2 separate regions of the Homo sapiens genome follow, and region 1 is linked to region 2. A link is a contact called in ENCODE Hi-C or POLR2A ChIA-PET data. All regions are on one chromosome and are shown on one strand. The core of a region is the stretch at or near the end of the contact, and the rest is flanking DNA. Distances in the headings are between cores, read along the strand shown.

Region 1 (5,441 bases), core at 2,431-4,930, 280 kb before region 2:
CCACAGGATGTTAAAAAGAAATTCACAAGAAGATTGGGGGGCGGGGGGGTGTCAATCATTGAATACACTTGGAAAATTGAGTCAAACATAATTCTTTTCTGTTTGATATTGTAGAGCTTTTAATGTAGATTCTAACCTGCTGAGATCATGCAAAAGCAAGAGAAAGTATTTCATTCCCAAATTTACCTGACCACAGAATCCCCTTACCCCAGAGCCTCTTGAGACCAATATTTTACCGAATTCATTGGTGAAAGCCCCTGCATTCGAGTGCACATACTCATATAACTTACAGACTCTTTCTCCTGTCTGCCTGCGGGCATGGTGGCAAATGACACATTTGGAGGAATCCTGGTTAGTATCTCTAGTGACCTTTGATGTCTTGGGTAGCAAGCTAAGGGACATGGGCAAAGGCAATGCTTTAGTCTCTTCCTCAGCCGTGAGTCATAATTTTAGAAGAAACAGGCACATATGGGGAACACAGAGCTGCTCTGTAGCTGATCTGAGAACGACTGTTCTTCTGGACCATGGATTTTGATGCTGGAATAAGAGGACCCTGGCAAGGAATTGGGAGCTTATCACATAAACCAAGCGGAATATTTTTGGCCAGATACTTGAGGACCAAACAGAAGAGCTTTAAAATGAGATTTAAGTAGGATAAAGTAGAGTGTTCAAATTAAACTCTAAAATCACAGCCCACAGAAGGGCAGCAGGTGCAAGCTACAAATAAGAGGCGTGGCTAAGGTGGTGCCAAGCAGCTCTCCCAAGGAACTGGCTGGGAGGACCACTGGGGCCACACCTACAGCTGGGACAAGTTTGCCAACCACACAGTGAGAGGGGCAAACTGAATGATTCGTATTCCTTAGGGGAGAGGAGCACGACCTTAGAGATTGCAGTCAGAGACATGGTGGGGCAGGACACACAGCTGCACCACCAGGCCAGGTGAGGATGACAAGTTCACATAAATTGCAGTCTCTGAAATGGGTGGCAGGGATGTATACACAAGAATAAGAAGTCACAAACGTCAGAGTGGAAGCAAAGTAGAGAGCATATGGATGAGATTTTCAAAAGGATGAAATAGAAAGGATTTTGCTGGCAGGGTCTACCGCAGTCTTCTCAGGCAGAGCGAGGCTCTGGCTCATGCTTTCCTATTTAAGATTTTTTAAACTGGCACAGGAAGAAGATGGAATAGGGAAGAGAAGGGGGGTATTTATCCAGGCATCTGCCCTATCGAGTGCATTTTTGACTTGCCTTGCTAACAATTTCATGATGGGAAAGGTAAGGGAAACAAGGAGGGAGCGACTTACCGTGGACTTAATTCTAGACAAGATGCCTCTAACCAGCCGATGGTGGGGAAGGCACAGGAAACATAGGCAGAAATAACCAGACCATCCTAGAGTTTTAGGATTGCAAAAGGAAGACACAGGATGCATACTTCAGTGTGTGCTCTCTGCTACCCTTTCCACTTCTGCTGCTTCTCACTCTCCCTCTGGCGTCTCCATTCCCCTCCTAAGTAGAACTCCAGCCCAGACTTCAGGGTCACCGCCGGGGATGTAGGGTAGAGGAGTCTCCAGGTTTCTTTCCCAGGAAGTTGAGGAAAGCAAAGATCCCCAATCCCAATTCAGCGGAAAAGATGTGCTCCCTGTACTTTAAGTTGGAACTCAGAATCATGAGGCCACGAAGCCAGTTTTATATACAACAATGGAGTTCTACTGTGCCTTTATTGGAGTGTATATCATGAGACATATATATATATATATATATATAGTATACATACACGTGTGTGTATTCTTTTGTTTGTTTGTTTGTTTGTTTTCCTGAGACAGAGTCTCACTCTGTCGCCCAGGCTGGAGTGCAGTGGCCACCTCTGCCTCCCAGGTTCAAGCAATTCTCCTGCCTCAGCCTCCCAAGCAGCTCAGAATACATGCACCCGCCACCACGCCTGGCTAATTTTTGTATTTTTAGTAGAGATGGGGTGTCACCGTATTGGCCAGGCTGGTCTTGAACTCCCAGACCTCATGATCCGCCCGCCTCAGCCTCCCAAATTGCTGGGTTTACAGGCGTGACCCACTGCGCCTGGCCTAATTTTTGTATTTTTAGTAGAGACAGGGTGTCACCATGTTGGCCAGGCTGGTCTCAAACTCCTGACCTCAAGTGATCCGCCCGCCTCAGTCTCCCAAAGTGCTGGGATTACAGGCGTGAGCCACCGCACCCGACCATGTGTGTGTATTCTTAATTAATATTGCCAGCAACCCCTGCAAGGTAGGTCATATTGTGTCAATTCAAAAATAGAGAAACTAAGAGACAGACTAAATGATTTGCCCAAGGTCACATGGCAGGTAAGTGACTGAACTGTGGCTTGAACCCAGGCCTTTCTGCCTTCCCACCAGAACTCCTTCAGCTCCAGTAAGCTCTCTCTAAAACGAGACATTGTAGTTTGGGTACCTAATGGGTTAATTGGCTCTTGTGGGTTAGCCTGGGAACCCAACCTCAACATCACATTGTTTCTATGGGGAAATGTGCTCAGAGTGACAAACAACTGGCTTAACCAAGGAACTTTTGTAACCCGACCTATCATAAAGCAGGCACTGCCTCGTGTTCAGAAAGACTGGCTGGGGAGCGAGAGGGGAGAACAGGATCAGCCAGCCTGCATCCCCTCAGACTCTGTGATCCCGTTCCAGTCTAGCTGTAGGTTTGCCAAGGAACAACCATCTCACACGTCTACAAATAGCCACCATAGTACCTACCGCAGGGGGTAGACGTGAGGATCAAAAGAGCGCGACCCTTGGGTGCATAAAGCAGCCAGTGCAGGTCAGACCCACGGTCAACATTTATGAAGTGGGAAGTGAGATTCCTCTCAACAGCTGGGGGCCGGCAGAGCTCAGCTGGCTCCCTCAGGACCCACCCGGCGGTCACGGTAGTGTGAGGGTGTGGACCTGCTTCCAGGGTTTGCCTCTGCTCCTCCAGACAGTTCCACCTTTTAGTCTTGGTTGATCAGGACCCAGGAAGTCACCTTCCACAGCGAGAGGCTCAGCTCCAGCAGGACAGCCACCTTCTCTAAGCCTTCAAGGCTCAGTTTCTAACACGAGGCCTCACCCACCTGTATCTTCACTGTCCCCACCGCCTTCAGATACCAGTTCCCAGGGCTGATGGATGTGTAAATGCTGGAAAGCACAGCTAAGGAATCACTACAGAACCTCAGGAGTGAGCATTCCTGTCCGCCTTTTCCCCGTCCCTCCAGGCAGGGATTTCTTTTTGTCCCAGTATTTGACTTTGCTCTCCGTTAACTGCCAAGAGCAAGCTTATTCCATGCCCTCCACCCTCCGCCAAATCAGCCTGAAGGGGATTTTCTTTCCACGAATAACTCTTCAAAGGGAGAAAGGATTGCTAAGAAGCAGCCAAACTGTGAGGGTTTTTTCTTTCTTTCTTTTTTCTTTTTGGATGAGGGAAAGGAGCTATTTTCTCTTGGCAAGGACAGATACTAACTGGAAAAACACCCTGGAGACCCAGGCCATCAGGAAAGGAAAACCCTGACAACATGGTCCTGGCCTTGCCTGCCCCTCAGCATTCTCCCCTGAGGGCCACCCCCAAAGTGGTGCCTTTCACAGCACAGTGGCCATTCTCCAGTCAGGCTGCTGGGCCTTTGGAGAGACTCTCTGGCCTCAGAGGGGCAGTGTCTGCGAGCACATTTGGTAACAGTGGATCATGAGTCTCAGGGAAGCCTTCTTGTTGCGGCCTGTGTGTGTGCCCGCACGTGCACACGTGTGTCCTTGTGTGCTGCACTGGGAAAGGATCCGATTTCAGACTTTGGCAATCTTCGTGCTTGGAGTCCTGCCCTTAGGAGGAGATACTGTCAGGTGCCAGACAGAATTCGGAGATCCTATCAATGGAGAATGTGTCCTTGGTCCGCAGAAACACACTGTCTTATATGGAAGAGAAGGGTCACTGTTCAGAGGCAGTAGATTCTTAGGGGCCCAGAATTACCCTTGAAGGGGTACAGAGGCTGCTCTAAATATGAGGCTTATGGGTTTGGCCCTTTGTTACTCTGGGACAAGAGTGGAGACTGGAGACCAATGGGGAGGCCCAGATCATGGACTCTGCTAAAGAGTGTCAGGGTCCCAGCCAACCTCAAGCTGGGATCCTACAGCCATACCGGTGGCGCATGTGGTAGATGTGAGTAAACCCAGCTCACAGGCATGAATGAGAATGACTCACAGCTTTGCAGTCACTAGCTCTGGTGACTTCGGTTGACTTTTCCATTTCTCTCAGGTGCCTCTGGGGCATAGCAACAGGAGCCAGGGAGAGTAAACCAGTAAGGAGTATGGGCTGGAAGACGGGGTTTGTATTCCAGCTCCATACCTCCCAGCTGCATCACCAAGAACTGATCTCGGTTTCCTAAGCTGTACCGTGAGAAGGCTGCCATGGCTTAGAAGAGAACCACCATGGAGCCCTGGTATAGAGTAGTAATTTTACATGTACCCTTTTACTATGGAATAGTGCACTATTTTTATTCATTCTCCCACTGCCTCCCACCATGGGTGCCATATTGAGTAAGACTTTTTTCAGCCATAAAGCTCTTCTAAGTAATCATTTGTTTCCCCATTTTGATTATTCAGGATTCAATTGCCATTCAATCCGTGTCTCTGGTTACCAAGCAGTAACTGATATAACTGATTTAATTCCATTGCACATCAAAAAAATTATAGTTTAACCCACTAGTTAGCCTATGCTGTCTTTATTATGATTAAATGCACAAATACTATTTTACATTAAGACATATTGACAGCAGCTCCTGGACTCCATTTACACTTTGGAAGAACTCTTTGGAACCTGTGATCCCCTGGCTATAATAAGTCCCTGAACCCTGAAGACCTCTTAGTTGCAAACAGTATGTCATCTGTGATTTTACAGTTAATTTCTCACACATGGAAATGACTCAAGAAGTGTCTTCAGAGGTTATTAAGAGGATTCCATAGTTATACAATAAAATACATCCTACTCAAGTTTCTCCCTCCTTCCTCAGCCTTTTTTTTTCTGAGCCCCTTCTTGAGATCTCCCCTTTCCTGTTCTCCATCTTTCTGCCCACTCTTCCTGGTCTCTGGCCTCCAGTCTTCCCATCATTCACCACCCTAGATTTTTCTGAGTGCCATGAACACCAGTCTTGTCCCAAGTATGGAAACAAGCCAGGGAATACCTCGCGCCTTGAAGCTGAAACACATCGAGCCAACACAAATCTGTTGGCAGGAACAGCAGGCACAAGAGTCACATTCAGAGTACAAAAACAGCTATTTATAAAGCCTCCTTCCTGATTTTTGGGTGTTCACTTTCCCTTGAACCAAAGGGGCCACTGCCCCCTCTTGGAAAAGATGATTCCATGCACAGCTCGGTGCCTGAGGATCACTGCGTGCCTGTTCTGATGAGCAGTGAGAGCTGGGGACAGCATG
Region 2 (5,594 bases), core at 1,972-4,471:
CTGGTCTCGAACTCCTGACTTCAAGTGACCCATCCACCTGCCTTGGCCTCCCAAAGTGCTGGAATTACAGGTGTGAACCACCGTGCCCAGCCCCCACTGCACTTAAATAACATCTGACATCCTTTCCATGACCTGCATAATCACTGCTGACTTATTATGAGTTAGACATTGTTCTAAGGGCTTTTTATGTAAAATAGTAATTCTTTGGATCCTGACAACAAGCATAGGAAGTAGGTATTATTATCATTCCTATTTCACAGATGAAGCCACAGAGGCACAGAGGTTACACTTGCCCAGGGTCTCTCAGAGAGCTACTGTGGAGGCAGGAAACAACCCCAGGAAGTCCAAGCCCTGCTCTCTGTACCACAGTCTCTGGTCCTCAGATGGACCCACTGGGATCCCATGGTTGGGTCTCTCTGTTCCTGGAACCCGACAAACATCCTCACCCCAGTGCCTTTGTGACCTTGCTAATCCCTTCCCAGGAACACAGTTTTCTCTGCTTTTTAAATGGCTGGCTTCTCACCCTCCAGGTCTCCATAAATAGGAATGGTATAATAGGTTATGGCACATATTTGCAACGGAATACCATACAACTGTTTTAAAATATGAGATAAATCTATGTGTACTGACGTGGAACAATATTTAGCATATTTTAGATTGCTAAGTGAAAAAGGCAAGTTACAGAATACCATGTTAAAATTTAAAAATATGAGCGGGGCATGGTGGCTCATGCCTGCAATCCCAGCACTTTGGGATGCTGAGGCGGGTGGGTCACCTGAAGTCAGGAGTTCGAGACAACAGCCTGAGCAACAGAGTGAGACTCTGTCTCAAAAAAATAATAAATAAAAATTAAAAAATAAAAAATATGTATAGCATGATTCCATTTGTTTATGAAAAGAAAATTTTAAGGCTGGGCTCAGTGGCTCATGCCTGTAATCCCAGCACTTTGGGAGGCCGAGGCGGGTGGATCGTGAGGTCAGGAGATCGAGACCATCCTGGCTAGCATGGTGAAACCCCATCTCTACCAAAAATACAAAAAATTAGCCGGGTGTGGTGGCAGGCACCTGTAGTCCCAGCTACTTGGGAGGCTGAGGCAGGAGAATGGCATGAACCCGGGAGGCGGAGCTTGCAGTGAGCCGAGATCTTGCCACTGCACTCCAGCCTGGGAGACAGCAAGACTCCGTCTCAAAATAAATAAATAAATAATAAAAAAATAAAAATAAAAATTTAAATTTATCTATCTAAGGTCTAGAAGGTTATGCACTACATTTTTTAACTAGGGTGACCTCTGAGGAGCGAGACTGGGAAAGAGAGGATAGAAAATAGGGTTTGCATTTTTCACTTTGCACATTTCTTATTGTTTGAATTTTTATCCCCACCCTATATTAGTAACATAATAATAATTCTAAGACAAAACATTTTCTTCATATGTTTAATGTTTGAGCTCTAAATTTTGTTATTTGGGTATTCTAATTTTTATTCTCTTCCTCTCTTTCCCAGATTTATCTTAAGTATCTGGAGAAAGTCTTTTATTTCATTCTTCTCTCTCTCTCTTTTTTTTTTTATTTTTTTGAGAAGGAGTCTTGCTTTGTCGCCCAGGCCGGACTGCAGTGGCGCTATCTCGGCTCACTGCAAGCTCCGCCTCCCGGGTTCATGCCATTCTCCTGCCTCAGCCTCCTGAGTAGCTGGGATTACAGGTGCCCGCCACGGCGCCCGGCTAATTTTTTGTATTTTTAGTAGAGACGGGGTTTCACCGAGTTAGCCAAGATGGTCTCGATCTCCTGACCTCATGATCCGCCCACCTCGGCCTCCCAAAGTGCTGGGATTACAGGTGTGAGCCACCGCACCCGGCCTCTCTCTCTTTTTTTTTTTTTTTTTTTTTTTTTTTGAGACAGAGTTTCACTCTTGTCACCCAGGCCGGAGTGTAATGGTACGATGTCTGCTCACTGCAACCTCTGCCTCCCAGGTTCAAGTGATTCTCATGCCTTGGCCTCCCGAGTAGCTGGGATTACAGGCATGCACCACCACGCCCGGCTAATTTTTGTATTTTTTAGTAAAGACAGTGTTTCACAATGTTAGCCAGACTGGTCTCGAACTCCTGACCTTAGGTGATCCACCTTTTTTAGGGTTCAGAACATTGAAAGTGATTGGTTGTTTCAACTCAATTATCTACAATACGTAGCCATAGTCAGCATAGTAACTCAATGTTGTTCTTAATTTCCACTCAGTCCTAAGCTGGTTCGTGAAGACCTGCCTTAATGAAGTCTCAAAGTTTTTGACTTCCACATTCATACTTCCAAGTAGTGAGTGGGTGTTCAGTCACTTTTTATACAGAGATGCATTAGTTCTCTGAGAGCACTCCTACACCACTCCCTTGAAGATCTCACTTACACAAAGTAAGGTTTCCTTGACTATCTCTATACTAGTAATTTCATTTCCGTATATTCCACCCAGCTATCCCCTGAGCCCCAGACTGCTCTAACCAGTACTCACTTGATGTCTCCATTTGGAGATGGTACCACTGATACCATTAGCTAGGAAGAAAAATGAGGTCAGGAGGGATAAAATGATGAGCAGTTACTCTAGCTTCCGTTTCTCCTTCACCTCCACATCTCAGTAGTATTTTGAGAGACCACTCCTGGCAAAAATTCTGAATCAGTCTGTCCATTCTGAATTCTGATGTCTCCAATCAGGAGAGATCAAATACACAGTAATTTGAATAGGGGAAGTTACATATATGTAATTACTAACTATAAGTTAGTAATAGGGGTACTGAGGTAAGTGAGGATGGGGTAATGACGGATTAACTAGTAAGAAGTAAAGAGAACTCTTAATAATATGGGAATAGCAGGTACAAGGAGGAGCCCTAGCTCTAGGTCTGAGATAGAGTGCCCAAGAAGAACCTCCTTTTCCCTCAAGAGCTCAGATTCAGACTTTGGAGCGGGCACAGCCATGGATCTCTGGAACACAGAAAACTTGCCGTGATGCCACACTGGCAGAACTTCATGAAAACCTGCCCCTGGGATTTTCCAGAAACCTTTAAGGTGTCAGGGACAGTTGTTTATGGGGTGCATCTCACCTACAAAGCTATCTGATGTGGCTCCAGGAGAGGCTGCCCTCTGCTGGTTGCTGCTGGGAACTACACACTGCAGGAGCCAGACACTGAAGAAGCTGCAAATGTTACGAAACCTGGCCAGGGGTGGGAACCGGTGCTCTAGAGGCAGCTGCTGGCTACTAGGTGCTGCTGACTGCCAGGCACTGCAGGAGCCGGGAAACTAGAAACACTGTCAGCATACTACAGAAGCTCAGTGTTGGAGAGAGCTATGCTCTGCAGGAGCTGGTCCCTGGGGAAGCCTCATGTGATGCAGGAGCCTGTGGCACACACACAGGAATCAGGAAGTAAAAGCTTTCCTCCTGTAATGCCTGTCCAATTCTGACAAAGCTTCTGTGCCATCTGGGAAAGAAAAATATTGAAAGGTTCCAGATCTGTTTTCACAGAGCAGGCAAAAAGTATGAATTGGGAGCAACTAGCACAGCAAGTCATCTCCATCCTCTCTAACCTCATTGGCCACTGCCTTAGGTCAGGTTCACTCACTTGCTTGCTCTTTTTATTCCTTGTCTGGACTGTTGAAAGAGTCTAGGAACTGGGCCCCTGGCCTGGCTGCCACTGGCCCAAAGGATGACATGTGAATGTGAAAAAGGAGGCCCTTCCTTCGGGTGTACAGAGCACAATGCCCGGCTCTCAGCTCTTACTGACCCTTGCTAGGTACACCGGGCACAGCTCAGAACAGAAGCCTGGCTCCTCACCTGCTCCCGGTCTCCAATCTTCCCTGCTCATATCACTCCTCAAACCCATGCACCACACTGCCACCACTTTTCTCAAACTTAAAATTGAAAGTATAATTCACCTTTTCAGCACCCCTCAATACTTCTCTACTGCCCATTAAATAAAATCTGAACTCCTTAGCTAGGCATACATGGTCATCTGTGATCTGCTCCTTGCCTGTTATCCAGTATGTTGAATGACTAAATGAGAGAAGGCAAAACAAAACAACAACAAAAAAAACAAAAACCCCACTAAAGACAGAATGCACTAGTGAATCCCAGGGCAGAAGTTGAAAATTAAACAAGAAATGCTGGAGGAGAGAGTCTATGACTCTGGAAGGAGACAACAACAAACAAATTTGAGTGCAGCCTCTGGCTTGGCTCTAAGCTACAGGAGTAAGCCTGTTAGACAGCATTCCCTGTTGGGTGCATTATTTTCTCTGTATATATCTCCCCTACCAGGACTAGACATTTTTGTTGTTGTTGTTTTTGTTTTTTGAGATGGAGTCTCACTCTGTCATCCAGGCCGGAGTGCAGTGGTGCAATCTCGGCTCACTGAAACCTCCACTGCCCAGGTTCAAGCGATTTTCCTACCTCAGCCTCCTGAGTAGCTGGGATTACAGGTGCCTGCCACCACGCCCAGCTAATTTTTGTATTTTTAGTAGAGACGGGGTTTCACCATGTTGGCCAGGCTGGTCTCGAATTCCTGACCTCAGATGATCCACCTGCCTCAGCCTCCCAAAGTGCTGGGATTATAGATGTGAGCCACCTCACTCAGCCTAGGGCTCAAGGTTTTTACAGTCATTTCTGACTATCCCTTTCCCCATATTCCTATCACATTGGCCAGTCAAGCCCACCCTTTCATAGTCTCCCTACTCCCTGCTTAGTCCTCATTCTTGCTGCCTTGGGAATCTAATCCTCACTGCCTCATATTTACAGTACTGGATCCATATCCCACATGGCCACTCATTCAACAGCATGGCCCTGCGCTAGATGCTGGAGACACAGACATGAATGACACAAGACCTGCAGCCTGACCTTCCTATCTTTGCCAGGACAATCTTGCCTACTTTTAGCAAGTTAGTCTCCTGCTCAGGGACCTCTAAAGGCACCCTGATGCCTACCCAATCAATTCTAAATTCATACGTTGCTTTCTTTTAATCACTCAACAAGTACTACTAAAGGCTTACTGTGTGCCAAGCACTACGTATAAGGCAGTGGTCAAAAGAGGCACTGGCCCTGCCCTTAAGGAACTTATTATCTAGTGTGGAAGACAGACATAAAAACTATATTCACAGAAATAATAATGCAAATAGGGCTGAGCGCAGTGGCTAATGCCTGTAATCCCAGAACTTTGGGAGGCCAAGGCGGGCAGATCCCAAGGTCAGGAGATCGAGACCATCCTGGCTAACACAGTGAAACCCCGTCTCTACTAAAAATACAAAAATTAGCCGGGCGTGGTGGCGGGCGCCTGTAGCCCCAGCTACTCCAGAGGCTGAGGCAGGAGAATTGCTTGAACCCAGGAGGCGGAGTTTGCAGTGAGCCAAGATCGCGCCACTGCACTCCAGCCTGGGCGCCAGAGCGAGACTCTGTCTCAAAAAAAAAAAAAAAAACCCACAAAGAAATAATAATGAAAATAAAATAATTATATAATTATTATTCTTTAATTATAGTTGTGAGTAATATGAATGTCAAGGGGTGCCATAAGAATGTATAAACAAGAGATCTAATCTAAGCCAAAAAGTAAGATAAGGCCAGAGATCTGAGTA

Evidence for each region. Hi-C counts contacts between places; a loop is a spot of excess contacts on that map. ChIA-PET counts read pairs that join two places held with the same protein, here RNA polymerase II (POLR2A). Pooled maps may share reads with other maps.
Region 1: a pooled map of gastrocnemius medialis shows a loop between it and region 2 (3-fold over the local background). The contact joins two enhancer-like sites. A Hi-C loop is called at or near these places in 1 of 168 maps with a recorded cell type or tissue (gastrocnemius medialis), 1 of 37 single-sample maps with no recorded cell type and 4 of 50 pooled maps. POLR2A ChIA-PET finds 5 or more read pairs at or near these places in 4 of 52 experiments (GM12878, OCI-LY7, activated CD8-positive, alpha-beta T cell and 1 more).

What each region holds. Positions count from the first base shown.
Region 1 is chr3:186,219,335-186,224,775 of GRCh38, reverse strand. All of the region lies in intron 20 of DGKG (diacylglycerol kinase gamma), which reads left to right. Among named protein-coding and RNA genes, the nearest start is that of ETV5, 110 kb to the right of the region's middle. RefSeq lists enhancers at 2,377-3,290, 4,049-4,118. Within about 2 kb of position 3,680, at least 7 of the 41 ENCODE cell types and tissues checked have a DNase peak (open chromatin) inside an H3K27ac peak, as active enhancers do; they include gastrocnemius medialis, where a contact is called at or near this core.
Region 2 is chr3:185,941,223-185,946,816 of GRCh38, reverse strand. No RefSeq gene overlaps it. Among named protein-coding and RNA genes, the nearest start is that of TRA2B, 6.0 kb to the right of the region's middle. Within about 2 kb of position 3,221, at least 14 of the 41 ENCODE cell types and tissues checked have a DNase peak (open chromatin) inside an H3K27ac peak, as active enhancers do; they include gastrocnemius medialis, where a contact is called at or near this core.